2 separate regions of the Homo sapiens genome follow, and region 1 is linked to region 2. Evidence: chromatin loops called from intact Hi-C (ENCODE). Cell type or tissue: endothelial cell of umbilical vein. All regions are shown on one strand. Links, peaks and the distances in the headings refer to the core of each region. The heading gives the core; the rest is flanking DNA.

Region 1 (8,792 bases), core at 516-8,515, 60 kb after region 2:
GGCAGGCAGTAAACCTAGAGATGGATTCACAATGAATTAATAGGAGACAGGAAGGCCAGAGTCAGGGCACCTCCTCCTTGGACAAGACTGGCAGGACAAAGGGCACTTCCTGTCCTCCTGAGGCTGCTGTCAGAAGAGAATACTGGGCTGACCCTGCAGCGGGATCTTCTGCTCAGAGCCCACGAGATTTGTTGTTGCGTTTGCGTAAGTGGGGATCTCAGCAGGGAAGCCTGTATACTCTGAAATGCTTCAGAGCCCCAGAAGGTGATGAATGCAAATGCAATCCAGGGCTACTTGGTGAACGTTGAATTAACTGTAGAAAATTACCTAAATGAGGTTGGTGAGTGAAATGTAAATGAGCCCAGGCTCCGCAGGAGCTAAGGAAAGGATCACAGTGGGAGACACAGTCAAGTAGGAGGTTGGGAACTTGGGAGTGAGCACTAACCTAATGTAGAAAGCCATGTAAACAGCTCGGTCGGGGGCAGTGGCTGGGAGGGCAGGGCAAGGCAAAGGGGCTGGCGAGCTAACTGGGGAACAGAGCTAATGAGGGAACAAAACAGTGGAATGGTGAGCTGAGCCAGTCTCCTGCAGATTCTGACCATCCAATGGGGGGTCTGAGGGGAGGCAGAGATTCACTTACTGAGGCAGTTTAGGCCCCAGCAACTCAAATAGCGTTCTTGTGCACCCTGGTTAAGGCAGTGCTATCTGGTTTGAGTAAAAGCATGCGAGTGGGTGGGTCATGATAAAGATGCCAAGAAAGAAGAAGGAAAATTTCATGAGAATCCAAGAACGAGCGCCTCCCTACATGCAGACCTCCCAGAAACGGGCCAGGAGCAGGAAAGGCTGATGTTTGCAGCCTCGGTTACCTAACAGACTTTCAGGCTTCTACTACTATTACTTGCTGCAAACTTCTATTTTGCCTGGTTAGTCCCTCAGAGTCTCATCTCTCCCCTGACATCCCCTCCTCCATCTGTGGATCTGCTCCATTTTCCTGCTGGCACCCGCTGACTCCCTGGACTCCCACATGGCTCCTGCACCTCGAGAACTCTGGTTCATTGTGGCCATTGCCCAGCTCACCCCCATGTACCCCTGAAGTGCAGAAGCTCCACCCCTCCGGAGCCCTGACACTACATTTCCAAGAGAGGGGTCTGACAGGCACAGTTCATCTTTTGAGGTGAAGCTCAGAGCCCTTGCTTCCTGCCCAGTCTATGGTTTGGCTGCACTTGGGCCAGCTGTTGACCCTAGTCCAACCAAAGAGTGGGTCATATCATAAAGAGCATAGGTGTAGAGGATATGGGAGGAGGCATGGGTCACCTTAGAGCAGTGATTCTCCACAAAGGGTGGGAACCACAACAGAGCTGCACAGTTCTGGTCAGCTTTTACCACCCACCCCTGAAGTGCCCCTGCCCCCCACGCTGCAGAGTCCCTGCCGTACCAGGACACTATGCTGGTGGGAAGAGGCACAACTGTCCAGCACATTGAGTTAGAACACCAGGAGAGCACCTTCGAAAGGTCGCCAATGGGCAGCAGGGTGGCATCTCTGAAATAACATGGGTTTCCATGAACCAGAGCAGGTAGTTCTGTCTCAGAAATGCAATAATTGTGGTTTTTTTCCAGTTGGCAGGGGGAAAAAAACCAAAAAGCTAAGACAGAAAAGCCTCCCAGTTAAGCTTTTCTCCCATATGTTTTTCTTAAACCTTTGGTGCCTCCTACTGTTTGCCTGCTGTCACTCACTAGAGGATGACAAATGAGCACACAATTAGCAAAATTAGCGGACAAATATTATCAAACAGCTGATACCTCTTGCCTAGATTTGAGCTGTTGTTTGTGTGTGAGTCAACCCATGTGTTAACGGCTGTAATTTGATATGGCTTATGCATAACATAGTCATATCTAACTGATGACATTGCTTCTGATTCTCAGGGGTAGGCAGGGGAGGGCAGGAACTGTGGAATAAAAGCAGCGAAACTGATTTGACTTTCTGGGTTTGATTCACTGCTTCCCAACTTGCTGAATGACACTGGGCAAGTGATCTAACCTCCCTGAGCCTCAATTTGCTCATTTATGAAATGGCAACAAATAATAGTGTCTTAATTCTTTTGGGCTGCTCTAACAAATACCATAGATTGGGTAATTTATTAACAGTAGAAATGTATTGCTCACAGTCCCGAAGGCTGGGAAGCCCAGGATCAAGGCAGCAGCAGATCAGGTGTCTGGAAAGGCTCCCTCTGTGCTGCATTGATAGTGCCTATTGCTGTGTCTTCACATGGCAGAAAGGGTGAAGCAGTTCCCTTCAACTTCTTTTATAAGAGCACTATTTCTGTTCATGAGAATGTAACCCTCATGGCTTATTCACTTTCCCAAAGCTCACACCCAGCTCTTACTACCCTCACATTGGAGAGTCAATTCTTCCAACATAAGAATTTTGGGAGGACACCAGCATTCAGACCTTAGTGAGTGATCACACAGGTTGAGCATCCCTAATCTGAAAATCCAATATTCAAAATGTTCCAAAATTGAGGCTAGGCACAGTGGGTCATGCCTGTAATCACAGCAGTTTGGGAGGCCAAGGTGGGAGGATCGCTTGAAGCCAGGAGTTTGAGACCAGCCTGGCCAACATGGTGAAACCCTGTCTCTACTAAAAATACAAAAATTAGCCAGGCATGTTGGCACATGACTGTAATCCCAGCTACTCAGGAGGCTGAGACATGAGAATCTCTTGAACCCAGGAGACTGAGTTTGCAGTGAGCAGAGAGATTGTGCCACTGCACTCCAGTCTGGGCAACAGAGCGAGACTCTGTCTCAAAAAAAAAAAATCCAAAACTTTTTGAGCACCAAGATGACAGTGCAAGTGGAAAATTCTGTGCCTGACCTCATGTGACGAGTCACAGTCAAAATGCAGGCACACAACAAAATGCAGGCACACAGTGGCAGGTAATCAGCCTGCCATTGTTTGCTATTGCTCTTGCTTAATAGCAGATACAGGTATTCTGGTGATGCTACTGTGCTGCTCGGTTACCCCGAATACATGATTTTTCCCACCGTATTAATGGTCTGTCCTATTTTTTACTCTTAAGTACTTATGCATGAATCAGTATAAGAAAATGGTTGCTTTAGGTAGCATCAAAATTCAGAGTCAGGAATAATGGTGGCACAAAGCAACCACAGGTTGTCCACATGGGTGGCTGAGATGGTGACACCCTTGCTTTCTGATGGCTCAGTGTACACAAACTTTGTTTTATGCACAAAACTATTAAAAATACTGTATAAAATTATCTTCAGGCTATGTGTATAAGGTATATTAAAACACATATAAATTTTGTGCTTAGACTTGTGGCTTATCCCCAAGATATCTCATTATCTATATGCAAATATGTATTCAAAAATCCCAAAAAAAAAGTTCAAAATTCAAAATACGTCTGGTCCCAAGCATTTTGGATAAGGGAGACTTAACCTGTAATACTTCCGCAAGGTTTTTGTGAGGATTAAGTGAACTACTCCATATAAAGCACTTAGTACAGTGCTCAAAACATAAAAATAGGGTGACCTACATTTGTATTTTTAGACCTCTCAATTGAATTAAATAACAGTATTTTTGCTTCTGTAAAGAGGACACAAACTTTCAGGTACTCAACCACCTAACCGAGTTCAAGAACCCCCTGACTTCGATGATAGTCTATGGGGCTCCCAAAACATCACTGCAAGAGATCTACTAATGTTAACAGTGATTATTTCCTGTATTTGGATAATAATTTATTAGAGTTAGAGCCTTCTGCATCTAAAAAAAGTCTTGTCATTGCGGGGCACATACACATTTTGTGACTTCTTAAGATCTTTTAAATATTGCTATAGCTCAGATCTTCCACTGGCCAAAGAAGTATTGTGAAATCCAGTGGCCACCCACGCAGCCTTGGGTAGAGCAGGGTGGAAAAGGGGAGTGACAGTGCTGTCAATGGATTGCAGCCTCCATACCATGGGCACAAGAATGGCCAGGGCAAGTCAAAACTGAACCCCAGTCTGGGAGGATTTGGAAAGTAGACACCCAGAATTGGATTTAGAAGAACCTGGGCCATGGAAGCAGAGCTGCCCCAGCCATGAGGGGAACGTGGTGCCCAATCCCAGAATGTGGAGTGGGGGATCCTCAACCCAACCTTTCTAAGGTAGGAGTGGGGCTTTGAGGCTGAGGTCACACTGGGCAGCAGACGAGGCCACATGGCCACAGTTATCGGGAGAAGAGAGCTATTGTGACTTGCACCACACTCCCCTGAGAGGTCTAATCCCCATTCTGCAGTCTTGGAAGAAAGAAGCTCTATGTGGCCTTCTCCTTTGTTCTGTACACCAGAAGCAGGGACTCAATGGTCATTTGAATGCTATGGTCCAGTGATTTCTGGGTTACCATTGGCCTTCCCTGGAGGGGAGGACGAGAAGTGTCATGCATGGGGTGCCTTCAGTGCATTTTGCGCTTATATTCTTCTCCTCATTCAACCCTTGTGCAAGTTGGTATGGAGATATGACCACCTCCCTCTTACAGATGAGAAATGAGCATTGGAAGGGTTAAGGAACCAGGCAAAGGTCACATAGCTGGACTTGAATCCAGATCTGCTGCCTTCAACCCTTTCTCTGCCCATGCACTGGAAAGGCCTGAGGCATCAACCCTGCAGCATGGTGGCCAGAGAAGCAGGGAAGGCAGGAAGCCCAGCCCTGGGTACACTGGCCCTGAGTTCTTCTGCTCAGCTGAGTATAGAGACAGTAAGCTGGGAGGTGGGCATGATGGATCTCTGACCTCTGACTGCCTGAAGTGTAGGGGTCAGGAGGCACTAAACAAGAAGTGACTGTCATGGCATGTGTCTGCATGGTCATCACGAAGCTTGCTCTTCTTCCTTCACTGCCCACCACACCTCTGCAGAGTCTGGGTTCCAGTTGAGGGTAACTTAGAATGACAGGGTGCTCACTGGCCCAAGGCCACAGCAGCAGTGAATTGAACAGCCCGAGACAGCAGGCAGCTTTGTCCAAGCACATATGGCCAACCAGCACTTGCATCCTCTCTCTGCTGTCCACAATGCCCGGATTAAATCAAAAATTCCCATAGGAAAGGGAGAAAATGGGATGAAGGGAAAGATGACAGCGTCTCCACAGTTATCCACTTCACACTAGGCAAGTTCCTAGATATCTACGGGGAAATAGAATTTTGGGAGGTGGAAATTTGACTTTAAGTTCTCTAGAGAGGCTCCCAGTTAAAGGAAGTGTATGGCGAATGCTTTCCTAGCATGAATGCATTTTCTCTGCCCTCTAATTTATCCACTTTGTAGTGCTGAGAGTTTTGTCAATGTAGTTACTGCCACACCTGGCGGACTCCATGTGTTCTGTTTCAGACACCATCCTGAGCCCCTGGAGAGCAGACTCTGGCTCCTGCTTAAGCCAGCAGAGCAAATGGGTGTGGCTGCTTTGCAAGCCCGCTCTGCAAGCCTCACTCCAGGGTTGGGGAGAACCCCAGGAGGAGCACGCTGGGCTGTTCCTCACAGCGCAGTGCAGGAGAGTCAGGTATTGTGAGGTTCCCACCAACAGTGGTGACAAATGCCATTTATTAGGGGCTTTCTTGGCCAGGCCATGTGATAAGCATTTTGTAGACTTGCTCTCTGACCTGCCCCATAAACCTGAAACTTAGATGTTTCAGCAGATGAGGAAACAGAAATAAAGAGAGGGATGGGAGCAGGGGCCAGGGATTCAGACCTGCTGAAGATCACACAGCTGGTGGCAGTGAAGCTGAGATCTGAACCTGGCCCATTCTGCCTGTGAGTCCGGGGCTCTCTTCCCTGTATCTTCTGCCATGTAGTTGCTGGGTGGGCATGAGGTAGGGAATGGAGTCAATGGTGAAGCAGGAGTCTAAGACTCAAACTCCCTGTAGTCTAGCATGGGCTGAGAACTCAGGACGCCCCTCCTCCCCTCTCATACTCTACTATCTTCTTTCTGCCCTAACTCACACCTCATTGGTGGCTTAAGAGCATTTTTACACCTGTTTGACATATCAAACACTTTCCAGAGTTCCCTTTCCAACTGACATTATTAGCCAGTGATCCCTGAACCCTGAGCCCCACTCCCCGGCCCCACAGCCTCCTTCTATAAACATGGAAAGTGTATAAGAGAGAAATCATTTTCCCTATAAATAATTGTAAGGTCCAGCCACAAGGAGAAGCAGTGCATTTTGCAGAACTGCTGTGCATTCTGAGTTCAGCAATTTGTGGCCCAGACTTGGTAACCTGTTTCTTCCTTGTGGTCTCTTCCTTGGTAACCTGTATGACCCTGAGAAGTCATTTTATTTCCATCTGTAAAATGAGACCCTTGGACTGGGTGATGAATAAAGTTTCTTCCAACAATATTAGTTCATAAGTTTCATATAAATGTGGTTGGGTAGATGGACAGAACAGTCAGCCTTGAGAACGGCAAATATTTCTCAAGCTCAGGCAGTACTTGTTCATCAGCCTGTCATCTGCCAGGAGCCCTGAAGGTCTGAGAGGAATGGCCTCATTTTCTCTTTTGGCACAGAACTCTGGCCAGCACTAGGGCATCACCCATTTTCCATCTTCTGCTGGTAGACGTTCTTGGCAGAAAGCCACTCAAAGCCAAAGAACTCCCGAGCTCCAGGAATCCCGCAGGTTCCATGTGCTCTTGCTTTCCTGTTTGCTGGGTAAGCTGCTGTGGTCATCAGGCTTCCCCACTAAACCTCTCTAGGATAGAAGTGACATTGCAAAGAAGGGCTCCAGCATCTGCACTGGTGCTTGGAGCTGGAGCAAATGCGCTCTAGAGGACCCTTCACAGCATCTGCCACGCAGCCTAGTGGGTAGGACAAGAGATCCCCAGCCAGCTGAGATAGGAAAAATCAACATGATCCTCACCCTGTCTAATTCTTACACTTGCCATTCGTGAGATGGTGGCATATCAAGGTTGAGAACATGTGTGTTGGAACTCTGGGGTTTAGATGCTTTGCCTTTGACCAGCAGTAGGAAAGTTTGTTAATAGAACAAATCCTCAGTTTTCACAGTGGAAAATGGGGTGGGGTTAGTATTGCTATCTATCTCCTAGAATTGTTTATAAATATAATGATATTATATGTGTAAAACATATAGTATAGAGCCTGATACATAGTTCACATTTGTAGAATGTTCATTATTTTACTGATTCATCAACATATCCATGTCTCTCTCCACCTTATAGAATTAGAACGTTCGCTCCTTGAGAACAGGGATCTTCTCTGTCTGAGTGACTGCTGTATCTGTAGCACCTAGAACAAAGTGAGGCGGTATTTTTGAACAAATAGGATTTGCCAGGGGGCAAGGGTTTTTCTGAAATGCTGGACTTTCAGTCTGAAACCAGTGAGAGGTCTGGGTTTGTAGAAATAAGTTGGTTATCCTACAAAGAAAAGAAAAGGAAGGAAGGAAGGAAGGAGGGAGGGAGGGAAGGAAGGAGGGAGGGAGTCCTCACCTTACAAATGAGAAAATGATGGGACAGAGAATGTATTGAACTTGTCTCTGACTCCACCACTAACAAGCAGCCGAGCAAGGATTCAATACTGGTCTTAATCACCAAGTCATAATGGGAACTGGAGAAGTCAGCAAAGTGTTAACACTTTGCTCTGTCACATTGCCAAATTCCTGCCCGACTTGGTCTCAGTTTCCTCACCTGTGAGATGAGAGACTTTGACAGTGCAAAGTGGCCCTGGACCAATGAGGGGTGCATGCCTGAGAATGTTCCCAGGCCCGTCAGCTGCTATGGGCAAACCCCAAGCACCAATTCCATTGTTAATCATTTTCAGCATTGCTCTTGGTTGGTTGGAGGTAGGGAGGGGCTGCTTCAAGAGAGAGGGAGGCAAAGCCCATTTGATAATATTCACTCCTCCTTCTCCTGGGAAAATTCCCCATAATGAGCTTAGTTTGAGCCATTTATCTTGCAGACTTCCCACCTTGTCAGAGATGTATGCCAGGTCATCAGGACTGAATGCACTGTGGTCGTAACTCCCCATCTAAATTCCAGAGTCCATTTTGCACAAGGATCTTTAAGACAATTATCTTCATCTTTTTCCCTCCTTAAATACTGGAGTGTTTTCCAAAATTAACCAGCACAGAACCTCTCTATGGAATTCTCCACGTGCACCCCACCTACCTCTCTACTCCTCTGCCCCAGTCCTGCCCCACCATCCCTCCAGGACGCCTCACTTGCCTTCTGTCCCATGTCCCAGCTCCCCTTGCCTTGAAGCTCCTTGGAAATATATGGTCTGTTACACTGTTTTGGCATTCCTCATGCATGATCCCATCCCCTAACCAAATTGCATATCCTGCAGAAATACTACTAAAAACAATGATTACAAGTTATATGTTTTCCATACTGTTTAATCATTCAGTAAATAACAGGTATCATGGTAGGACCTCTGCTTGCATTATTTTATTTACTCTTCACATCAACACATCAAAGTAGACATCATTACACTGGTTTTATAGGTGAGGCTAAGAGAAGTTAAGAAACATGCCCCAAGTCATACAGCTAGTAAGTGAAGAGTCTAGACTCAAACTCAGGTCTCTCTGACTTCATGCTATCAACCATTATACTCCTCAACCCTCTGTGGGGAGGGTCATTTAATTTCATGACACAGCGAACGTGAGACACAACAAAAAATAATAAGTGCACAGTGACATTAGCTAACATTTATTAAGGGCTCACATTAAATAAGGCACTACTATAACAGCTTTCTATGTATTGGTTCCCTGAATCCTCCCATAAACTTTATGAGTTATGGACAC
Region 2 (8,792 bases), core at 285-8,284:
CCTGCCAGTCTTTGGATGCTTAATTGAGATTTCTTGTCCCCAAGGGCTTTCTTCTTCATCTCTAAACTCAAAAAACCTTCCCCAGCTCTTGACCTTACCATCATTCCTACTCCTTTACCCTTCACTGGTGTGACTCTGTTTAACATCATGTCTCACTAACAAGAAAAAGGGCTTCAAGTTCAGACAGATGTGGGTTCTGTTTTAGGTTGGGTTCCCCAGAGTCAGTTTCTGAATAGTGAGAATTCTTGTCTGAGTGATTTATTAAGGAGAAATTGCAGGAAAAATAAATAAGGAAGTTGTGGAAGGTGGGAGGAGGGGCATAGAAGTGGAAGAAGCCAGGCAAGGGAACAATTTGGGGCAAAGTTTTGGCTCAGCCTGACTCAGAGCTCTAGAGTATAAATTACATGTCTGCTTTTGCCCCTGCTCTGGGCAAGGTTGCTGGGCTTTCCTGCTCCCAACCAGTCACTGTCTAAGAGTCACCAGGGATAGGGGGATAACTTAGCTCCCAGGTCTTGATAGCTCTCTGGGAGCAATGGCAAAGTGGATCTAGGAGCTTCAGGGCAGGCCTGTGAGGAGAACACTAGGAAGAGGTCATTAGATTAGAGGCAAAAACTAACCAAAACAACAACAACAAAAATACAGCCCCTGGAGGAAAGGCAAGCAGAAATGGTAAAGAGGAATGGGAGCAACTTAGGGGAAAATCAGCAGCATCTGCTAAGGGTCGATGTATTAGTCAATTTGCACACTGCTGATAAAGACTGGGCAATTTACAAAAGAAAGAGGTTTAATGGGACTTACAGTTCCACATGGCCGAGGAGACCTCACAATCATGGCGGAAGGCAAGGAGGAGCAAGTCACATCTTACATGGATGGCAGCAGGCAAAAAGAGAGAGCTTGTGCAGGGGAACTCCTCTTTTAAAACCATCAGATCTTGTAAGACTTATTCACTATCATGAGAACAGCATGGGAAAGACTTGCTCCCGTGATTCAATTACCTTCCACTGAGCAAGGAGGTAATAAAGGGACTGGCATGTAGCAATCATTCAGTAAATGTTAGTTGCTTTCCCTGGAAAGTGCCTTGTATTTTATATGTGTTTGCATGTATACCACACCATACTATATTATACGATTCACAATTACACTATTATATTTCTAAATGTGTTACATTCATTCTGTCTCAGGTCTCTTATGTATGCTCTTCCTCCCAATCCCTTCTAGCCTAATGCACTCTTACTCTCCTTTAAATCTCACTCCAGATGCCACTTCTTCCAGGAAGTTTTCTTTGATTTCCAGGCTAGGTCACATTCCTTCCTGTCTCCCTCACAAATTACATGCTGTCAAAAGACCTTAAACATTTTTTATTTCTTTAAGCTCTTATTACTGTTTATTATTCTGAATATACCTCTGTTATTTTTATTAAAATATGTCTCATCTGCATTAGAAGAGATTGTCTTTTTTATCATGTTATTTCTTGAGCCTAATGATTTATTGAATAAGGAAATGAATGAGTGAAAGCATGGGTGAACACAAATGATAAGTCAGTGGGCATTAGAGCAGAAACCCTGGTCATTCCTTGGCACTTTCACCTAACAGTGCCTCAGTAAATGCTTTCTGGTTCGTTGGTTGGTTGGTTGGTTGGTTAGTTGGTTGGTTGGCTAATGGGTTAAATGATACTGGAATGGGATTTCTAGGCCTGTGTCCTAGTCCAGGTTTATTTCTGATTGTGTGTGTTCAGCAAGTCATCATCTCCTCTGCATCTCAGGTTCCCCAGATTTCAAATGAGGTGACTGAATATGACGGTCTCCAAGTGCCTTCTTGGTGCCAGTCCCTAGCTGCCCAGCATGGATCATCTGGGGAAGCTGTGTGGGAAAGTGTTGCTAGGGATTGCAAACAGAAGTCTGTAAATTGCACTCCCATCCATAAAAGGGTTCTCATATATCAGAGTGCTGGGAGACAGATGCAAAGGCTGGGGCAAGACTGCTGTGGAGCACTGGGTGCACCTAAGAGGGAAGAAGGAGCTGGATTTGGCACTGAGCACCAGAGCATAGTGAGGTGGTCATGGGAGCAGCCGAGTTGGTTCAAAACTGCACCTTGCCTGACTTTTTTCCCCTGATTCTGGCCTAAGTACTGCTCTACAGCCATGTGACCTGGGTAAGTTAATATGCTATGTAACTTTTTAATTGCCTTAGCTTCCTCATCTGTAAAGTGAGGTCCATAGGGTTCTAGGAATTAAAAGCCTTAATGCATGTAAAATGCTTAGATTAATGATTGGTGTATAGTAAAAACTCAATAAGCAGTAGCTATTATTGCTATTCTATGGCCACTGCTAATGAGGGAGACACTCTGGACAGACACACAGCTCCCAAGTCTCTGATTCCGTACCTTGGCATTTGAAAAATGCCATTTTGTGAGCTTTGCCACATTGGTGTTGTGGAGAGTATATGAGCTTCAAGGCATGGCAGACCTTTATCCAAATCCCAGCTCTGTAAGCTACTTAATCTCCCTGAGACCCAGATTCTCATTTGTATAATGGGGGATTAAGACTCACCTCAAAGGATTACTCTGAGGGTTAAATATGAATTTATGGAGCACCATGCTTATAAGGCATGGTGTGAAACCCTATGCCTCTTCTCTGTGGTGGCATCGAGGGGCCCTTTGCAGGAGAGCAGGAAGTAAGTGTCCCTCCCATGACATTGTTCTTGCAGAATTAAAGATAAATTTATACTGTGGGTAATAAACTTATGGAATTCATCACTTTGGGATTGTCAGGGGATGAATATGAATAGGCCCAGAAGGATTTAGGAAAATGAATGAAGGCTGGATTCTCAGTGAGTTACTACAGCAGCCATTTCCTAGAAAATGTGTATTTAGGAATAGTGGTCATGCTGAGATGCTCCGTTGGAAAAGAAATAAGAAAGAAATAGGTTCTGCAGTGAAAAGCCTTTGGAGAATGATGCTTACTATATTCCACTCCTACTAAGAACTTCACTTTGGACATCTGCCCAATTGCTGATTCAGCAAATATTTAGAGTATCTAGTATAGCACAGGTACTGTTCCAGGTACTCATAATACTGCAAGGAAAAAAAACCAGATTCCTGTTCTCATGGAGCTTACAGTTTAATGGAAAAGACAAACAATAAGCAATAAACACAATAAATTATGAAATTGTATGGTGTCTTTGAAGGTGAAAATGCACTGGAAGAAAAGAAAAAAGAAAGTTCAAATAAGGGGGATTGCAAATGCCAGGGGCAAGAGGTGTGGGTTATGAAATTCCATAGGGTGGTTAGAGCAGTCTCATCTAAAAGGTGGCCTTTGAGAAAAGAAGAAGGCAATGGAGTTAGACAATTAGCTGTCAGAGAATGTTTCAGGCAGAGGAAAGACCCAGGCCAAAGGCCCTGAGGCTGAGGGATGCCTATTGTGTCTTCTCAGGGAAGGCCTGTGGACCTGGACATAGGGAGAAGGAAGGAGTGAAGTCCTGGGGGCTTTTTCAGCCAATGTAAAGACTTCTACATTACCAGCTTTAGACAGAGGAGTGGCAAGATCTGGCTCAGTGTAAAGGCACTGAGAAGTTCTGCATACTCCTTTAACTTAACCCAGGTCCTCCCAAAAGTGTTTGACCATGGAACTCCTTTTGTTTTCTGTAAAGCCTCTTAACAGCCTTAAGCATATTACACTCTGCCCTCTTTCCCTGGTGGTTCAGATACTCGTTAAACTTAATGTTGTCTGTCCCAAACATTTTGCCTCTGGAATCTTTTCTTTTCCCTTGAAGACCATTAACATCTTGCTTAGCCAGTATTCTAAAACCTCTCTATTCAAGTATGGCCTGTAGACCGGTTGCATCAGCATTTCTTGAGAGCTTGTTAGAGATGCAGAATGTCAGGCCCACCCTGGACACTCCGAGGACACATTAAAGTTTCTATGCACGCTAAAGTTACGAGGTACTGCTCTATGGGATACATGTTGAGAAATGCTGGATTCTAAAGAAGTCGTATGTGTGAGTGGGGGGAGGTTGGGGTGGGCATAATTTTCAGAGAAGTTTATTGTACTTTATATAGATCATTTCCCAAGTGCTCATCTGCCTATGGTCTATCCAAGGTGTTCCTGGAGCTGACTGACTGAGCTGAAATGTCCTACTCACATCCCTCCATGCCTTTAATAATTCATCATGGCTTGAGGCTTCAATTAAAATTCTCTTGACACCTGTTTAGAAGAAGCCTGGGCCTCTTGGAGTAATGAGCCCCATATGTTTATCACTCACATCTATATTCAGACTGCCTATAGCAGTCCCCAAATGCCACTTTCTTTCCACCTTTTAGAATGTCTTTCCTTTCAGTGTCTGAAGTTTCTGGTGTCCTCTAGAAAGACACCCAGATGTTAAAGGACAGGGATGTGCTTATGAGCTAGGAGAATGTCAGGGTTAAAGAGGTGATCCATGCCTTCTGTTTCCTCCACTCTTGTGCTCAGAAACATCCCTTTCTATTCTCTTTGCCTCTCCTTCCTCCATCTCCTTTCAGCAACAGCTATAGTGTCAAGAGCCCATGCCTTGCTTAGGATCAAATGGACTGGTGTTTCCATCTCATCTTCATTATTTCCAGCACCAGCTTAGACAGACAAGTGACAAGATCTGACTCATGCAGTGCAAAGGCACTGTTCTGTCCTTAGAACCTCTTTCCCCCAATTGTGAAGGGGATGCACAAGTGTCTGCATCGTCGGGTGGTTGTGAGGACTACATGAGAAAATCCTGGGAAATTTCCTCTTGGCCCTTTTACGTGCCATGGGCCTTTAATCCTAGGCAAGAGGCTCTAATAATAGAAACTAGGAGACCTAAAAATTGCTTGCACGATGTAGGCGTGTTTGATTGCTTGGTATGGAACAGAGTGAAATTGCTGGGCATATGTGTTGACACTTGATAAGAAACACAGATTCCCAGGTCACCTCATAGACAGGGCTGCACTGGGCCTCCTGCCTAGGCCTGTTCGATGAAGCACCAACAAGCCCCACAGCTTTGTTGCTTTTGCTATGCCCACTGGGACCAGTGAGAGAAGTGCGGTCTTATCCCTGGGAGGAGAGAAAGAGCCAGCATCTGCAGGCGCCCACAGGATGTCAAGGTGAGTGTCCACTCCCCTCCATTGGAGAGGGCTGACTAATCCTCAGTGAATATGATTGCAGCCAGAAAGGGGTTATGGGGAAGGAAGGCTGTGCATTTGTTCTGAGCATGTGTGTGCCTGTGTCCCTTGTTAGAAACCAAAATAGAAAAGAGCATGAAAAGGTCTGAAAACCAGAACTAGTGACAACAAGAACAGACAGCATGGACACATGCTGCCAGGGCCCAAGCTTGCCAGCACAAACAGAGGGCTTCTCAACCTGGGCATTACTGGCATTTTAAGCCAGATAATTCTTTGCTGTGGGTGGGAGTATCCTGTGCATTGTAGAATGTTCAGCAGCACCCCTGGCCTCTACCCATTGGATGCCAGTAGCAAAATCCCCAGGTGGTAACCACTGAAAATAACTCCAGACTTGTACAAATGACTGCTAGGAGGATAGAACTGCCCCCAGTTGAGAGCCGCTGACATACAGAGGGCTGAGTAAATGGGCCCTGTCTTCTCAGTCCAGAAACCAAGCAAAATGCACCAGGGTGGCTCACGAATTTGCACGCCTAACTTCCTCCTCTGTTGCCTCATGGTACATTGGCAGCAGGCAGAGGCCATAGGGATTCCAGGTGACCCTCAGAAGACTGAGAAGAGGCCTCAGTGACACGTTCTAGACACTGCTCTGCTCTCTGACTGTTTTTCTGGCTCCATATCTGGTACCTGAGGCCCAAACGTCATCGAAACTGGGTCCAGAACTGTTCACTGGTGCTCTCACTGATTGGAAACTGTCTGGTGCATTTTGGCTGTTGGGAGCATTTCATCTCACATTGATTTATTATTATATTTTTAAAGACACTGAGATTAAGACTCATCCAGGAGACACTGCTTGCCAAGACATAATTAGGAGAAAATGACAGAGGTAGTAAATATATAATTAACTCTTTTCTTAGTGCTTTTTCCTGGCATTCTTAGTCTATCCACACAGCCTGGGAACAAGTTCTCTGAAATCTCCAGGCAACTAGAGACCAATTACCATCATGTGCACATATTATGTTTTTGAGTAACTGGTATACTTGTTTATATGCAGCAAGTTAAGTGGACAGCCACAAAGATAAACATGGGTACACACACACTCACAGCTCCTAATTGGTTTCTTTTGATTGATGGTTGATTTACTCACTGACTCATTGATTCAACAAAGATTTGGTGCACACCTACTGTGTGTGAGGCACCATGCTGTTTCCACCTTGCTAAAATCTGTCCCTAACTAGAAGACTTTGAGTTCTTGTATATGTATACACATAATGTGTATAAGCATATGATATCAGGGAGTTCTATACACCCATGTACACATACACACATATATTGAGGTTCAGAGAGGCCAAGTAAGTTGCTCAAAGTCACATAGCTATCAAGTAATGAAGCTGGTATTTTGTCACGAGTATGTCTGATTTTCACTTTCCTATACAATCTCCTTTCAAAGCATGCTTCCCAGAGGAGATGATAGTTGAGCTGAATCTTCAAAGGTAGATAGGAATTTACCAGGTCAACATGATAGGAAACGACCTATGCAAAGGCTGGTAGAATTCAGGAACTCCAAAAATAAAATACAGAGAGACACTAGATGCCTTGGGAGGAGCTAGAGAAGACAATATGGACAAGGACCCACTAATGGACGATCTTGTCACAGAACCCATAGCAACGCTGGACTCAGATCTGACTCAGATGTTAATCTGTCTCCTTCAGGAGCTAAAGAAGCTCCCACTTGGAGCTGCAGCCTCTGGCCAGGCCCACCAGCATAAGTTACAAGGTGACCCCAGGCCCATTAAGAAACCAGGGAGCACTTGATTCCAGCCAGTAACTGTCTCCAGCCTTCTCTTGCCCAGGAAGCAGGGACCAGTTAATTGCAGGGTGATCGCCATGTTCTTGCAGAGCATTTAATGTAGCATGTAATTGCAGGGTAAATAAATACAGAGCTATTTCCAGCTCTCAGCCCAGTGCTGCAAGCCTAGTGGTAATTACGGCTGGGGATTGGCTGGGTGCAATTTCCAAGCAATGGCTCCAGGCATGAACTGGCTCAGCCCCAAAGCAGGCCCAGTCTGCTCCCAGGAGAACAAGGATGCAGATCTGTCTAAGCTTCCCATTTACTCAGGTGCTTAGCATCTTAGTTAGCTGCTCTGGATTCCCCAATACTCTAGCCCACAACTGCTTCTTGAGGCTCCTCAACCTTCCGGTTGGTGCCAATTCTCCCTGATAGTAGTGGTTAAGATGCCTGGCCTGGAATCAGACGGAAGTGAGTTTGTATCAAGCCACTTCCTCATACAAGGCTATGTGACCTTAGATAATGTTGCAATTCTCTGGGCCTCAAATTCCTCATCTATAACATAGGGATACAAATAATACATATGTCATAAAATTGTGAGGATTAAATAAGATAATGCATGTAGAATGTTAAGCATGGTGCTTAGCTCAGAATAAGTGCTAGATGTTAGCTAATCTTCCCCCCCTCCCTTCTTTCCTTCCTTCCTTCCTTCTTTCTTCTCCTCTTTCCCCCTTTCCACCCTCCCTTCCTTTCTCTCTCCCTTCCTTCTTTCTTTTCTTTAGAAACTGTGCAAGAGAGGAAAGAACATACATTTGAGAGCCCAAAAGACCAGGGTTTAAGTCCTGGTTCCACCAATTCCTTGCTGTTTTGGTCTTCGAACAGCCATTGAACTTCAAGCCTCAGTTTCCTCGTGTGTTAAGTAAGAACAGTACCACCCACTTCACCAAATCATTGTGAAGATCAAGTGAGATCGCAGTCATCAATGTTTTTGTAAACTGTGGGCCAGGCAAAATGAAAACTTCCTGCTCAGAGTTTAAGCCTGTGTCACAGACTGGGTCCCCAGGAAGGAGACTCTGAGATAGATATTTACTTGCAATGGTTTATTAGGAAGAACTCATAAAATTACACTTGAGGGCTGGGTGCGGTGGCTCACGCCCGTAATCCCAGCACTTTGGGAGGCCGAGGCAGGTGGATCACTAGGTCAGGAGATGGAGATCATCCTGGCCAACATGGTGAAACCCCGTCTCTACTAAAATACAAAAAAAATGAAAGAAAAAAAATTAGCCAGGCGAGATTGTGCACGCCTGTGGTCTCAGCTACTTGGGAGGCTGAGGCAGTGGAGTTGCTTGAACCCAGGAGGCAGAGGTTGCAGTGAGCTGAGATTGTGCCATTGCACTCCAGCCTGGTGACAGAGCAAGATTCTGTCTAAAAAAAAAAAAATTACACTTGAGGAAGGGATGGGGAGAAAGCAGGATTAGACAGAGGGAGAAGCTGAGCTGTGATGCAGTCTCAATGAGCATCTTACCTGATGCCATGGGAAATGTGAAATGGAATGAGCCTTCAGAGTTGTTCCAGACTGGGGAAAGGGGCTCAGGCCTCAATGTCTTTCCATGGATCAATCATTGGATGTGAACCACCCTGTAAAGAAGGCATGATCTGGAGCAAGGCAGCTCTCTGCAGTCAGGGTTAGGGCAAACCCCATGGGGAGCTGGCAGCTGAGAACTTTCTGCAGGCAGCATCCCCAGCAGGTAGCAGGATAAATCCTTCCTTCTTGAAGAGGGACCTGGGAAGCACATCACAGCATCCACCACAACCTGTTGCCTCAACCTACCCAAGTTCCCAGAAAACTTCTTCCCATTCCCAAGATTCTCATCCTTTC

The links. Peaks named below come from ENCODE experiments on the same cell type or tissue, not always from the same donor. Only the 100,000 strongest peaks of a DNase experiment are listed, where the experiment ranks them.
Region 1: a loop joins it to region 2, with 7 times the contacts of the local background. A loop is called at or near these places in 4 of 110 quality-filtered maps.

The regions. Positions count from the first base shown.
Region 1 is chr17:33,920,957-33,929,748 of GRCh38, reverse strand. It overlaps a transcript of ASIC2 not described here. Among named protein-coding and RNA genes, the nearest start is that of LINC01989, 260 kb to the left of the region's middle. RefSeq lists an enhancer at 236-737. In endothelial cell of umbilical vein, for the core only: no CTCF peak of the experiment used is centred there; no DNase peak of the experiment used is centred there.
Region 2 is chr17:33,980,504-33,989,295 of GRCh38, reverse strand. It overlaps LOC107985038 (a long non-coding RNA gene), which reads left to right and starts at 1,931. Exons shown (of 2, transcript XR_001752840.2): 1 at 1,931-2,151. It also overlaps a transcript of ASIC2 not described here. In endothelial cell of umbilical vein, for the core only: no CTCF peak of the experiment used is centred there; no DNase peak of the experiment used is centred there.